2 separate regions of the Homo sapiens genome follow, and region 1 is linked to region 2. Evidence: read pairs that join two places in POLR2A ChIA-PET (ENCODE). Cell type or tissue: PC-9. All regions are shown on one strand. Each heading gives the region's core, and the rest is flanking DNA. Links, peaks and the distances in the headings are about the cores only.

Region 1 (8,260 bases), core at 170-4,169, 300 kb before region 2:
GTGCCTCCGTACTCCAGCCTGGGCAACAGAGCAAGACTCTGTCTCGGCAAAAATAAATAAATAAAATAACCCTTCTTATTGTCCTATGAGTATGCCCTGAAGACATGGCCATGCCTGGGCAGGGAGTTCTTGGGTTTGGTCTGTGGGTTCCGAGGTAAGCACAGCTCCCATGGCCATCTGGAGTGACCCTGCCTTGTGCAAGCTCAGCAGAGCCAAGTGCTCACTCCCTGGCCAACTGGGGTTGAATCTGAGGTCCTCTCCTGTCCCCAGAACCTGACATTAGGCTTTTCTGCCACAGGGACCTCAGCAGAGGCAGGCCTAGACCTGTCCTGACTGGAGCCGGGGAGGGGGCTCCCTGCAAAGACACAGGAAGGGGCCCAGAGCATTCGTTCCATGCCCCATTCAGCAGCCAGTCCTGGGAGAAATCCCATCCCAGGAGGGCTCTGACCCCTAACCTGACCCCAACTGCAGAAGGAGGAGAAGGAAACCTCTCACTTCTCATTCTGAGCTTTCAGATTTGCTTTTATTGGTAGGGAAATTCCAGAGTGGGGAGCCACCCAGGAGGAGACAGGGGTGCCGAGGCTTCTGGGAGTCTGGAAGCTCCCGGATGGAGAGGCTTACAGCCCCCAGCCTTCCCCAGCAGGAGCACAGGCAGGGGACTGGCCAAGTCTGTCAGCTCAGAGCAGGACCGGCTTCAGGGCCTGACTTCGGTCTCCTCTTGACCCGCCCCGGAGGCTTGTGGTGGGCTCTGTGTTTGCAGCTCTCCTGAACAGAGCTAGATGAGGGTGGGAGGCCCCCGTTGGCTCACACAGTGGATGCTACCATCTCCGGCCTCTGGATGTGGAGCTGGGGGACGGGAGAGAAGAGGTGAGGCCAAGGGGCAGACCCGGGAAAGGGGGAGCCCCAGGAGGAAGAGGGAGCCCTGGCGGGGAGGAGGGAACCCCAGGGGGAGGGAGGGAGTCCCAGGGGGAGGGAGGGAGTCCTAGGGAGAGGAGGGAGTGGCGGGGGAGGGGGGAGTCCCAGGGGAAGGGGTGGCCCCAGGGTGAGGAGGGAGTCCTGGGGGAGGAGGGAGTCCCAGGAGAAGGGAGGGAGTCCTAGGGGGAGAAGGGAGTCCCAGGGGTAGGGAGAGTGTCCCAGGGAGAGGGAGGGAGTCCTAAGGAGAGGAGGGAGTCCTGGGGGAGGAGGGAGTCCCGGGGGAAGGGAGGGAGTCCCGGGGGAAGGGAAGGGGTCCCAGGGGGAGGGAGGGAGTCCCAGGGGGAAGGGAAGGGGTCCCAGGGGGAGGGGAGGGAGTCCCAGGGGGAAGGGGAAGGGGTCCCAGGGGGAGGGAGGGAATCCAGGGGGGAAGGGAGGGGTCCCAGGGGGAGGGAGGGAGTCCCAGGGGGAAGGGAAGGGGTCCCAGGGGGAGGGAGGGAGTCCCAGGGGGAAGGGAAGGGGTCCCAGGGGGAGGGAGGGAGTCCCAGGGGGAAGGGAAGGGGTCCCAGGGGGAGGGAGGGAATCCCAGGGGGAAGGGAAGGGGTCCCAGGGGGAGGGAGGGAGTCCCAGGGGGAAGGGAAGGGGTCCCAGGGGGAGGGAGGGAGTCCCAGGGGGAAAGGAAGGGGTCCCAGGGGGAGGAAGGGAGTCCCAGGGGGAAGGGAAAGGGAAGGGGTCCCAGGGGGAAGGGAGGGAGTCCCAGGGGGAGAAGGGAGTCCCAGGGGGAGAAGGGAGTCCCGGGGGAAGAGGGAACCCCAGAGGAAGTGGAGCAGCCTCAGGGGGTGGGGGCAGCTCGCAGCTGAGTCACCTCTGTGCCAGAGTCAACAGTCTCCAGGGTGGGCCGGAAGTTGTTGTAGGCGTTCTCAAGGCCGAATCTGCTCTCCCTCAGATTCTGGTCTGTAGGGAGAGGCCGTGATGAGTGATGGGAGCCTTGGTAGGGGGAGGACTAGGGGGCAGAGGGGATTTCCTCTGGCAAAAGGAAGAGTCAGCCCGGCATCTGCCCTACGCCCTTTCCCACTGCCGACCACCCCTCCGACCCTGCATCACTGGGCTGCGGGTAAGTGCAGAGCCTGCCTGGGGAGCCGCCCGCTGGACCCCGGAACAGGAGGGAGCGGAGCAGAAGCCCCCCACATGCACGGGGTGGAAGCGGGGGCCACGGAGGAGCGTGCGTTCAGCCCTGGACTCAGGGGTGAGGTCAGAGTGGAGCGGGAGACAGGGCTGGCTCTGGGTCAGCAGGGCCGCCCTCCTTCATAGCAACGGTAACCATAGCAGGCAAAAAAGCTGCGTCTGGAATCTTCTTCCAGCATCCTCCCGGAGCACAGCGATCACTTACTTCCTGGTCCCGCAGAACCACTCACTCTCTGGACTCCGGGGCTCTCCCTGCACCTCTGACCCCTCTTTTCCTGCGTCCTCCTAGATCGGGGTCCTCATGCCCTACCTGTCCTTCTACGGGGGCTCCTGGGGGGGGGTTCTCCTTTCACCCTCCTCACTTCTCACTCTGCATTCTCCCCGATGAATGGACAAACCTCTATTCCAGTACGTGGTTCAGGCTGCAGACCCCTCCCGGAGATTCAGACAGGCACGAGCCTTGCAGCCTCCTCCTCAGCACCCACCAGCCCCCCAACTCAGTGTGCTCCACCGGCTGCTTCTCCCCCATCCTTCGGGGCCCAAGGGTCAGCTCGGACAATCCCGGAAATCCTCCCTCACTCCCTCTCCCTCTCCCACCCACTCAGCCTCATCTCCACCAGGCTGCGTCTCCTCTCCCTCCCCCCACCCCCTCAGCCTCACTTCCTCCACCTGGTCTCCCTGCTTTAGTGCTCCCTGAATGGCCTTTTGAGTAAAAAAAATTCAAAATGTGACCGGGCATGGTGGTTCACGCCTGTAATCCCAGCACTTTGGGAGGCCAAGGCGGGCGGATCACCTAAGGTCTGGAGTTCGAGACCAGCCTGGCCAACATGATGAAACCCTGTCTCTACAGTCTCTACTAAAAATACAAAAATTAGCCACGCGTGGTGGCATGCCTGTAATCACAGCTACTAGGGAGGCTGAGGGCAGGAGAATCGCTTGAACCTGGGAGACAGAAGTTGCAGTGAGCCAAGATTGTGCCACTGTACTCCAGCCTGGGTGACAGAGTGAGACTCTGTCTCACAAAAAAAGGTGGGCGGCCAAAGCCCCTCAACCCCCCACCCCATTCCCAAAGCCCTGCCAACCTCACGTCCCTCACTCTTTCTTTGTGAGATTGACCTGCCTTCCCTTCCCCGCCAAAAGCAAGCTCCTTCCCAACTGCAGGCGTTTCTCATGCAGTGCCCCCTGCCTGGGGTGCCCTTTCCCTTGTCCTCACTGGGATAAGGCCTCCCTGCTTACTGGGCTCCCACTGTGTTGAAGGAGGAAGCACACCTGCTTACTCACCTATTCAAGAGTCAGTCTCACCTGGGGGCTAATCTGACCCCCTATCCCCACCCAGGCTGGGTCAGGTCCACCCCTCTGCTCCCTCTGCCCTGGGAATGGCCCTATCACCCCGCTTAGCTGAGTGTGCACTGGATGCCCTCACTGAGTTGGTCTCTGGGGGCAAGATCTGGTTCTCAACCACTCCTGCACTCTTGCACACAGCAGGGGTGGTGTCTGGGTCCGGGGCTGCAGCGGCAGGTAGGGAACGGGCTGTCAGTCACAGCCACCCCAAAGGGGGGCTGGACCCCACGTCACCCCCACAGGCACAGGCACCGCCCTGCCTTTCTTCACCCTCCAGCTCTGCTCATCTCCTTGCCCTTAACTAGAGGTACCTTCCCAGATGGCCGTCTTCTGGAAGATGCCAGGGGTGCCTTCCTTTCGCCACTCTTGAGGCACATCATACTGTTCCCTGCAGACAGAAATGCCTTGAGCAGCTGTAGGCAAGGAGGCTGAGGAGGGACTTGGTGGACCCTGACCTTCAGCTTCCCTCGAGGGGACAGTCACAGCCACACCCCGAGTCAGAGATGGCAGCGATGATGGCAGAGAACAAAAAGTAGCATCACCATGGCTTCCCTTCTACCAAGGCAAGCACTGGCCAGGCCTCCTGGCTGCCCCTCACTCCCTTTAGTGGCCCTCAGTTTCCATATCCATGAGATGGGGGCGTAGGGTAGCTCCCTTCAGTTGCTGACTTCGGGTCAGGTACTGTGCCAGGGTTTCCCAGCAACCTTCACAGGTGCATCTTATCCCATTTTACAGCTGGGAAAAGTGAGACCCAGACGCTCCATCTCAGCTTCCCCATGTGGTGCTGTGCTCTGTGGTGGCCAAGGTGAGTGATAACTAACTACAGGGAATGTCATTACATAGTCTAATTTCCACACATAAGCTTCTGTTTCCATTCTCTGTGTTATGGTTTGAATGTGTCCCTTAGAGTTCATGTGTTGGAAATTTAATCCCCAAGGCAGCAATGCTGAGAGGTAGGACCTTGAAGACATGATTAGGTCATGAAGGTGCTGTCCTCATGAATAGATTAACATCATTATCTCAAAAGTGGGTGTGTAATAAAAGCGAGTTCAGACAGCCAGGGGTGACAGCTCACACCTGTAATCCCAACAACTTTGTAGGCTGAGGTGAGAGGACTGCTTGAGGCCAGGAGTTTCAGACCAGCCGGGGCAATATAGTGAGACCCTATTTCTACAACACATTTAATTTAATTTAATTTAATTTAATTTAATTTAATTTAATTTAAGGCCGGGCACGGTGGCTCACACCTGTAATCCCAGCACTTTGGGAAGCCAGGGTGGGTGGATCACTCAAGGTCAGGAGTTCAAGACCAGCCTGGCCAACATGGTGAAACCCCGTTTCTACTAAAAATACAAAAATTAGCCAGGCATGGTGGAATGCACTTGTAATCCCAGCTACTCGAGAGGCTGAGGCATGAGAATCACTTCAACCTGGGAGGCGGAGGTTGCAGTGAGCCGAGATCATGCCACTGCACTCCAGCCTGGGTGACAGCAAGACCCTGTCTCTTAAAGAAAAAAAAAAAGTGAGTTCAGCCCTCTCTTCCTCTCTGTCCATGTGCTGCAGACTGCCATGTTGCCATGCTGTGATGCAGCAAGAAAGTCCTCACCAGATGCAGCCCCTTGATCTTGGACTTCCCAGCCTCCAGAACTGTGAGCCAAATAAACTTCTATTGTTTATCAATTACCCAGTGGTGGTATTCTGTTATAATAGCACAAAATGGACTAAAACACTGCCAAATTGATGTATCCTACAGGAAGGCCGCCCTTTGCTGCACCCAGGGCTGGGAGGGTCTGGGCACCCCATCTGGCCTCAGCTGACCTCTCTGATTGCTGGCCTGGAAGGAGCAGAGCCTTAGGACATTCAGACAGTGGCCACCCCAGGATCTGTCCCCTCTGTGTGGGCCTGCGGTGCTGGCCTCACAAGCTCACCTGTGCCGTTTTCTCTGGGATAGGCTGAATAAGATGATTAGGATGATCAATGCGAGCAGCAGCACCGCCATCACAGCCCCCACGATCCCATACACGAGGCTCTTGGCGATGTTGAATTCACAGGTCTCTCCCCAGTACCAGTGTGTGTTCGTATTTGGGCACCTGGGGACACAGACAAGCTCACGCTGATCCCCTGGGATCCCTCACATCCAATATCCCAAGGGTTAACCCACTCTCCTAAGCACAGGAAACCAGATCTCCCTCACTCCAACGGCTGGAGCTCAGCCCCCAGAGAGCCTGGGTCCCTGACTTCCTCAGGCTGATGGGCACTGAGGGAGTTGGGGGGACCTGGAGACTGCAGATCAGGAATTCAAATGACTAGGGCTCAAGGGGACCTGAGAGTGTTGGGTGTCTCGTCCCAGACACGTACCATTCACCCACCTAATCTCTAAGCATCTGCTACCTAAATGGGCCTGTTATCATGGTTTTTCTTTTGCACCTTAATTTATGGTCTGTGGACTTAGTGCTGTGGCTGCAGCTAGAGGTAATCTTGACAGCATGGCAGAGATGACATAAGGGAAATTAACAATATAGACAGATATAGAGATTGAGATAGAGATACAAAGATAGAGATAGAGATAGAGATACAGACAAAGATAGAGATAGAGATAGATTTGGAAATTGACAGCATGAACTTTCTCAGGAAGGGATTGCCCAGCTTTGGGACCTCTATGTCTATAATCTACTCCTACTCCTCACTCTTGTGGGTGTGGGGGGTGGGAATGAGATTACAGGGGAGAGGTATGTCCAGGAGTGGGGAGGAGGCACCTCCCAAGCTCTACTCAATCCCCCAACCCTGTGGGTGACTGCTGGGGAGGGGGAGGGCCCTATCACCAGGACAGAGTGGGTGCTGGGCTTATGGGGACACTCACAGGCAGCGGGGGCCACTGCGTTGCAGCTGACATGTGCCCAGGTTACAGTTCATTTGCGACTTCGTTCCTTTGGTGCACTTGTTCACACAGGCCAGCTTCCCATCCAAGACATCCACATAGTAGAACTGGGTATATCCTTCGGCAGCCTTCTGGGTGCATTGCTCTGAGGGAGAGGGGCGGGCAGCATGCATGAGCCTGGCCAAAGCATCCCAGCCCCCACTCTTAGTGCCCACGCTCCACGTAGTCGCTTACCCTGGAAGTCAAAGCCCGGAGTCACCGATGAATCCACGAAAGTGTCCTCTTCACTATAGCACAGTATGGCCTCTGCCGAGAGTGGATGGGAAGGAAGATGGAATAGAAACACTTCCCTCTGCCTCCCTGGGGGTAGCCAGGCCTCTCTCTTCTATACCATGCCCTCCCCTGGGCCAATGCCCGTGGGAGTCTTTGCCCACCCTAGACATGCAGCTGGGCTTGTGAGGAGGCTCAAATGGGGATATGATAGCCTCAGCCTGGGACCGAGAGGGGGCTGTTGGGAGCAGCTTTGGGATCTGGGGAAGGCACCCTGGGCCTGGCTTCTGGGTTCCTGTGGCAGAAGTCTTGGGAGTACCAGAAGAAAGAAGACGTAGAGGAGGGAGAGGTCAAGGTCACGATCTCCAAGACACCCACAGGTGTCAAGGGGTTTTAGGTGAGCTTACTTCTGCAGGAATCAGGATCAAGAAGAGTTGTTCTAGTTTCATTCATAATCTTGGCCTTTACAATCTCTGCCAGGTTTTCAAACAGTTCCTCATACTCTAAAGTGTAGTCTGCCTCCAGGATGACATCGTTCTTGACCACGATGCTACCGTTGCTGGAAGTGGGAATCGTTTCATCAGTTACCCATGTCACCACCCAGCCAGCAAGTGGAGCCCAAGCACCCAGAGTGGTAATGGGAGATGAAGCTGCCATGTGACCCAGAGGTGAGAAAGAATACAGAGTCTTCCCTCCAGCAGCTAACCACCCAGACAGAGGGAGGAGAGCGAAACGATTCAAGATCTCACATATCAGTGATCATGATAAATGCCAATGAGTGAAATTCATCTCTCGCAAAATAGTGGCTCTTGGATGAACAAGTGGAGAAATTTGAATCCCTGTGTCCTGTTGATGCGAAAGTAAAATAGTGCAGCTGCTATGGAAAACAGTATGGAGCTCCTCAAAAAATTTAAAATAGAATTAATGCATGATCCAGCAATTCTACTTCTGGGTATATATACAAAATAACTGAAAGCAGGTCTTGAATTTATATTTGTACCCTTGTGTTTTTAGTAGCATTATTTACCATAGCCAAAAGGTGGAAGCAAACCAAGGGTCCATCAACAGACAAATGGAGAAACAAATGTGGTCTATTGTGGAATATTATTTAGCCTTAAAAAGGAAGTACAGGGCAGGAAGTGCGGTGGCTCATGCCTGTCATCCCAGCAATTTGGGAGGCCGAGGTGGGAGGACTGCTTGAGGCCAGGAGTTCAAGACCAGCCTGGGCAACATGATGAGACCCCATCTCTACAAAAAATACAAAAATTAGCCAGCCAAGTTAGTGCACGCTTGTAGTCCCAGCTACTCAGGACGCTACGTCAGGAGGATGGCTTGAGCCCAGGAGTTTGAGGCTGTGTTGAGCTATGATTGCACCACTGCACTTCAGGCAACAGAGCAAGACCCCATTTTTTAAAATTTAAAAAAGAAAGAAAAAGGTAAGTTTCTAACCTAGAAGCTACTCCTTCAATAGCCAATGATGCAGCTGGGGGGAGAGATCTTGAGACAAGGCAAGTCATCTGTCACTGTCATTTTGAAAGATAAGTCAGTAGTAGGACTCAGGAGGACTTGGACAAAAAAAATCCTGAGCCAAAATGGAAAGACCAGGGTGCCGACGCTGAGCCAGGGGCAAGGTTGGGGCACCGGGACCCTCTCTTCCCTGCTGCAAGGACACGG
Region 2 (5,822 bases), core at 1-4,000:
TGGGGTGGACACAGCTGGAGGAGGAGGAGCCTTTTGGGCTGTGGGACCTGCCCCTCCCCTCACACAGCTTCTCGGGGGTCCCTGCATCCTTGTCTGCAGTTGAAGAGGAGTGAGAGATGGGCCAGGGGCACCAGCCTCTAAATGCTGTAGCCTGCTGGATAGGAGTAGTGACTGCCTTGTCCCCTGGGGCTTCTGGAGAGAGAGCTGTGATTGCAGCTTGGGAGGGAGGAGAGGATCTTGGTCCACCCCATACCCAATCCGAAGCCATAGTAATTCTCTTTTTGAGATGGAGTCTCACTCTATTGCCCAGGCTGGAGTGCAGTGGTGCCATTATCTCAGCTCACTGCAACCTCCACCTCCCGGGTTCAAGCAATTCTCCTGCCTCAGCCTCCCGAGTAGCTGGAATTACAGGCATGTGCCACCACGCCCGGTAATTTTTGTATTTTCAGTAGAGATGGGGTTTCGCCATGTTGGCCAGGCTGGTCTCGAACTCCCAACCTCAAGTGATCCGCCCGCCTCGGCCTCCCAAAGTGCTGGGATTACAGGCGTGAGCCACCACACCCGGCTTGAAGCCATAGTAATTCTGCTAAGAGGGGAGAGGCTGGTTTGGAGCCCAGAGCCTCTTGGATACTGAGCAATGCAGGGTCCATTCATCTGTCCTTGAGGAACAGGAAGAAAACAAGAAGCTCCATGGGGCTCCCCGACCAATGCCCACCATCCCCCTGCCCAGTGCCCCCCACCCCCGTCATCTGCCTGCTCTTCATCTTCTAGCAGATGCTGACCCACAGGCCCAGGACCACTGCAGAGCATCTCCTCATTGACCCCTCCAGTTAATCCCTAACCCTGCTGCTCAATTAACTTTCCCACTGAACAGCCTCATTTGTGCTAATTCCCTGAGCAGGAACCTGTCACGGCTTCCTATTGCCTCAGAACTGAGACCCTCCAAGGTCTACCATTCACTTCATGTTCCAGGCTGTTCTCCCGCTTTGCTCACTCCCACTCCCTCCACCACAGGAGATGGTTTGTGCCTTCCTGCCCTTGGCTCATCCTGGATTACCCTCCCACACCATCTCCTCGTTTTCTTTAAAGCCCAAATCTGTGCATCGCCTCCTCCATGAAGCCTTTCTTGATCTCCCAGCAGGAAATCGTCTCCTTCCCTGGCACTGCCGTCATTTATGTACATGTCTTAGGCATCTCACTGGCAGGACCGCCATGGACAGCCGTCAAAGATGAGCACTGCCCAACTCCCAGGGGCATCCATAGAGACTCTGAAGGGAATGGTACCGTCTGGAGTCACGTAGTGCAGGTGCCCTAGTCATCGAAGAGAGCGAAGGGCTGCGTATGGAAGTTCTGATGCATTTTTCTGTCTACCAAGCGTCCAGCATGTCCCTTTTCTGTGGTAACCACCCAAGTGTGGATTGCATTATGTGGTCCCTCCACTACATGCTCAGAGAAGAACCCAACCTAGAGGGGGCACTGAGCCATCCCCCGGTCAACCCAGCTCCCTGGGATCCTGGGGCGTGTGAAGCTTCCATGCACTTCCTGAGCAGGCAGCCACTGAGGCAGGGTTTGAAAAGGGCCAGTTGTGACAGGAGGATGGCGGGTGTGGAGGCAGGCTCTGCTCCACGGATTCCTCCTGGCAGTGGATTCAGATTGGAAATCCAAGCAGAAGCAAATTTACAGCCCCCCGAGCTGTCCCAGACCCCCAGGCAGCACGGAGCCCCAGCTGCCTGGAGTCGGACTTGGGAAGGGGGGCCTCCTGGCTTCTCTTTCCCTCCTCATTTCCAAGCAGTGGCTTCTCAGCTCAGCTCGAGTTCAGCCAGAGGCCCAGAAGACCTTCTGTGCTGGGAGGGGAGGTGGCTGGGGACCTTGTTGGGTGGCCTTTGGGGAACTGTGAAGGAAGCAAGAATGCTGGAGGGCCAGGCACGGTAGCTCACGCCTGGAATCCCAGCACTTTAGGAGGCTAAGGAGGGAGGATCCCTTGAGCCCAGGAGTTTGAGACCAGTCTGGGCAACATAGGGAGACCCTGTCTCTACAGAAAATTTGTTAGGCATGCTGGCACATGCCTGTAGTCCCAGCTACTCGGGAGGCTGAGGTTGGAGGATTGCTTGAGCCCAGGAGTTGGAAGCTGCAGTTAGCTATGATCGCACCACTGCACTCCAGCCTGGGCGAAAGAACAACACCCTTTCTTAAAAAAAAAAAAAGATGCTGAAGAAGGGATTCCTGCTGGAGAACCAAAGGAAAATCCTTTGCCAAAGTCCTCAAAGGAAAATCCTTTACCGCACCTGGCCTACCAAAGTTTTATGAAGCCTATTCCTGACTGATCCTTTGTTCTCTAAGTAAGGTGATCAAGGAGTTAGTTATCAAACTGATGAGGGGCCGGGTGAGGTGGCTCACACCTATAATTTCAGCACTTTGGAAAGCTAAGGTGATCATTTGAGGCCAGGAGTTCAAGACCAGCCGGGGCAACACAGTGAGACCCTGGCTCTATAAAAAATAAAGAAGTTATTTTTTATAGAGTTATATTTTTTATATAAAAAATAAAGAAGTTAGCCAGGCATGGCGGCACATGCCTGGTGTCACAGCTACTTGGGAGGCTGAGGAAGGATGATCATTTGAACCTAGGAGGTCGAGGTTGCAGTGAGCTATGATCATGCCACTGCACTCGAGCCTGGGGAACTGAGCAAGACCCATCTCTAAATAAGTAAAAATAAAACTGATGAGATACCTCAAGAAGTTATTTTATTGCCCGTTCCACTAACTAATAAATATCTGATGAATGAATGGGTCAGTGGATACATGGATGATGCAGAGGAGAATGGCTTGCTGTCTCCTCTATAACAAGCCTCTGCTCCCTTAAGAAAAGGCAACCGTCTTGTCACTTGAAGAATGCAAACAGAGGGTGGACTTTCGCCTTCACAGGACCTGCTAGATTCCTTCCAACTCAGTCTATTAGTCTTGTTTGCTATTAGACAAATATACTTCCCTGAAAAGGGAAAAATTATTTGCTGGTTGATGAACTAAGACACGAGCAGAAGAGCTCACTTAGGCCGGGCACGGTGGCTCACGCCTGTAATCCCAGCACTTTGGGGGCTGAGACGGGCGGATCACGAGGTCAGGAGTTCAAGACCAGCCTGGCCAATATGGTGAAACCCCATCTCTGCTAAAAATACAAAAATTAGCTGGGCATGGTGGCGCACACCTATAGTCCCAGCTACTCAGGAGGCTGAGGCAGAAGAATCACTTGAACTCGAGAGGCGGAGGTTGCGGTGAGCCAAGATTGTGCCACTGGACTCCAGCCTGGGCGACAGAGCCAGACTCTGTCTCAAAAAAAAAAAAAAAGCAACTTTTATGATGAACTTTTGCTCATTACAAAAACAATACGTGACCAAAATTAGAAAACAGCGCTAAACTCAAACACATAAACTGAAAAACACCCATAATGTCATTAGGGTCTTGGGACCTTAAGTGGCCATTTTCACAGGCTTCCTTCTGGTAGGATGACCTTTGCCTCATCCCAAATCTCTGTGCAATTGGACATCTGTTTCCTAAGGAACTACAATTGACACGTTCTCGTCCAACCTCTCTAGTGGTTTGAGGGTTTGTGAAACACCATTTTTCCCTCAACTCCTGACCAAGCACCAGAAACTCACCTGGGACAAAGTGCTGGGCTTCTCTAGCAGGATCATCAGCCTGATCAAACCACTTAATATTTCAAGGTCCCGTCCCCTTCCCTGCTATGCGAGCCACAACTGAGTCTGGCTCAGTTGTTAGTTTCTACTAATAACTCAGACTTGAGAATTAAACGCACACAAAATTGCCTTCCTTCACTTCTCCCCATTCCTATTAAGAAGCCTAAAACCATTTCTTAGCAAAATGGCTTCATACTAAACAATACTAGCTCTTGGCCGGGCGCAGTGGCTCACGCCTGTAATCTCAGAACTTTGGGAGGCTGAGGCAGGCGGATCACCTGAGGTCACGAGTTCGAGACCAGCCTGGCAAACACGGAGAAACCCTGCCTCTACTAAAAATACAAAAAGTAGCCGGGCTTGGTGGAACGTGCCTGTAATCCCAGCTACTCAGGAGGCTGAGGCAGGAGAATCAGTTGAATCCAGGAGGCGGAGGTTGCAGTGAGCTGAGATCACGCCATTGCATTCCAGCCTGGGCAACAAGAGCACAACTCCGTCTCAAAACAAACAGATAAACAAACAAAGAAAACAATAGTAGCTCTTTTTTTTTTTTTTTTGCCTGTAGTCCTAACTACCTGGGAGGCTGAGGCAGGATTGCTTGAGCCTAGAAGTTTGAGGTTGCAGTGAGCTATGATTGTACCATTGCACTCCAGCCTAGGCTACAGAGTGAGACCCTGTCTCTAAAATAAATAAATAAATAAATAAAATGTAAAAAGGAGGGCAGGGCATTGCATTTGCACACACCTTCTGCCTCCATCTCCTCACCCCTCTCCCGTTTTTCAAGCTTTTTTCTTTTTGAGACTGAGTCTCCCTCTGTCACCCAGGCTGGAGTGCAATGGCACAATCTTGGTGCACTGCAACCTCCACCTCCCGGGTTCAAGCAGTTCTCCTGCCTCAGCCTCCTGAGTAGCTGGGATTACAGGCGCCTGCCACCACGCCCAGCTAATTTTGTATTTTCAGTAGAGACGGGGTTTCACCATGTTGGCCAGGCTGGTCTTGAACTCCTAACCTCAGGTGATCTGCCTGCCTGGGCCTCCCAAAGTGCTGGGATTACAAAGAGACGTGGCTCACTGTTTCTGGCCTCCCAAGCTTTGATGGAAGTCACTTTGGAGAGCCAGTAGAGGGAGGAGAACAGAGGCTGGAGCTAGCCTCCCTACGGTCGGGCCTGCAGGCAGGGTTCCCTGCCCCACCTGCCCTGCATGGACTCTAGTAGATGCAGGAGCCTGGTTCACGCCCCCCCACACACAAAAGAGTGAGCCCCAGGCCCCACTCTTCCTTCAGTGGCAATGTGGAGGTCTGTTTCTGCAGAACTGCCACTGAGGGAAGCCCCACTGGCAAGCAGTGAGAAAACATGGAGTAGAAACAACAAACAAATAGGCTGCAGGAGGGAACTGCCAAAACAAACCAGATGGGAAAGGCTGCCTGCCACCACCTCTGCTGGGCTCAGGCCCGGAGCACATACGTGCAGGGAGACACAGCTCCATCCAGCTTCCTGCCGGCTCCCCGCTCGGCTACTGGGGGGCTCCCGGGCAAGGAAGCCTTGCAGTCAGGCTGATGGAAAGGATGTGGCCTGATAGAAATGTCCGCAGCCAGCCAGGTACGGTGGCTCACGCCTGTTATCCCAGCACTTTGGGAGGCCGTAGGCGGGCAGATCACGAGGTCAGGAGATCGAGACCATCCTGGCCAACATGGTGAAACCCCGTCTTTACTAAAAATACAAAAATTAGCTGGGTGTGGTGGTGCGCACCTGTAATCCCAGCTACTCAGCTACTTGGGAGGCTGAGGCAGGAGAATCGCTTGAACCAGGGAGTCGGAGGTTGCAGTGAGCGAAGATCACGCCACTGCACTCCAGCCTGGCGATAGAGACTCTGTCTCAAAAAAAAAAAAAAAAAAAAGAAATGTCTGCAGCCTTGTCTCCCAGTACCTCTTGCTTTCTAGCCACCTCGAGTCCCTCCAGTCCCAGAACGTAGCTGCCTATTCATTAATCCCCTCCCTGCCCACTGTTTTTTGAGACAGGTTCTTGCTGTTTCACAAGCCCTCAGTCACGGCTTACTGCAGCCTCAACCTCTTGGGCTCAAGCAATCCTCCCACCTCAGCCTCCTGAGTAGCTGGACCACAGGTGCACACCGCCAA

The links. ChIA-PET counts read pairs that join two places held together with the same protein. Peaks named below come from ENCODE experiments on the same cell type or tissue, not always from the same donor. Only the 100,000 strongest peaks of a DNase experiment are listed, where the experiment ranks them.
Region 1: POLR2A ChIA-PET joins it to region 2 with 6 read pairs; 3 of 35 experiments call an interaction of 5 or more read pairs at or near these places.

The regions. Positions count from the first base shown.
Region 1 is chr7:101,011,181-101,019,440 of GRCh38, reverse strand. MUC12 (mucin 12, cell surface associated) reads right to left here. Exons shown (of 12, transcript NM_001164462.2): 6 at 6,994-7,145; 7 at 6,551-6,622; 8 at 6,299-6,461; 9 at 5,367-5,528; 10 at 3,750-3,826; 11 at 1,778-1,866; 12 at 505-846. The coding sequence ends at 805. It overlaps MUC12-AS1 (MUC12 antisense RNA 1), which reads left to right and starts at 1,833. Exons shown (of 3, transcript NR_120520.1): 1 at 1,833-2,026; 2 at 4,174-4,243; 3 at 5,002-5,121. RefSeq lists enhancers at 460-609, 1,800-1,949, 2,020-2,069, 3,502-4,170 and a silencer at 659-953. In PC-9, for the core only: no CTCF peak of the experiment used is centred there; DNase peaks (open chromatin) are centred at 1,780 and 2,260; H3K4me3 peaks cover 297 bases; H3K27me3 peaks cover 236 bases.
Region 2 is chr7:100,710,884-100,716,705 of GRCh38, reverse strand. No RefSeq gene overlaps it. Among named protein-coding and RNA genes, the nearest start is that of EPO, 6.7 kb to the left of the region's middle. In PC-9, for the core only: no CTCF peak of the experiment used is centred there; no DNase peak of the experiment used is centred there.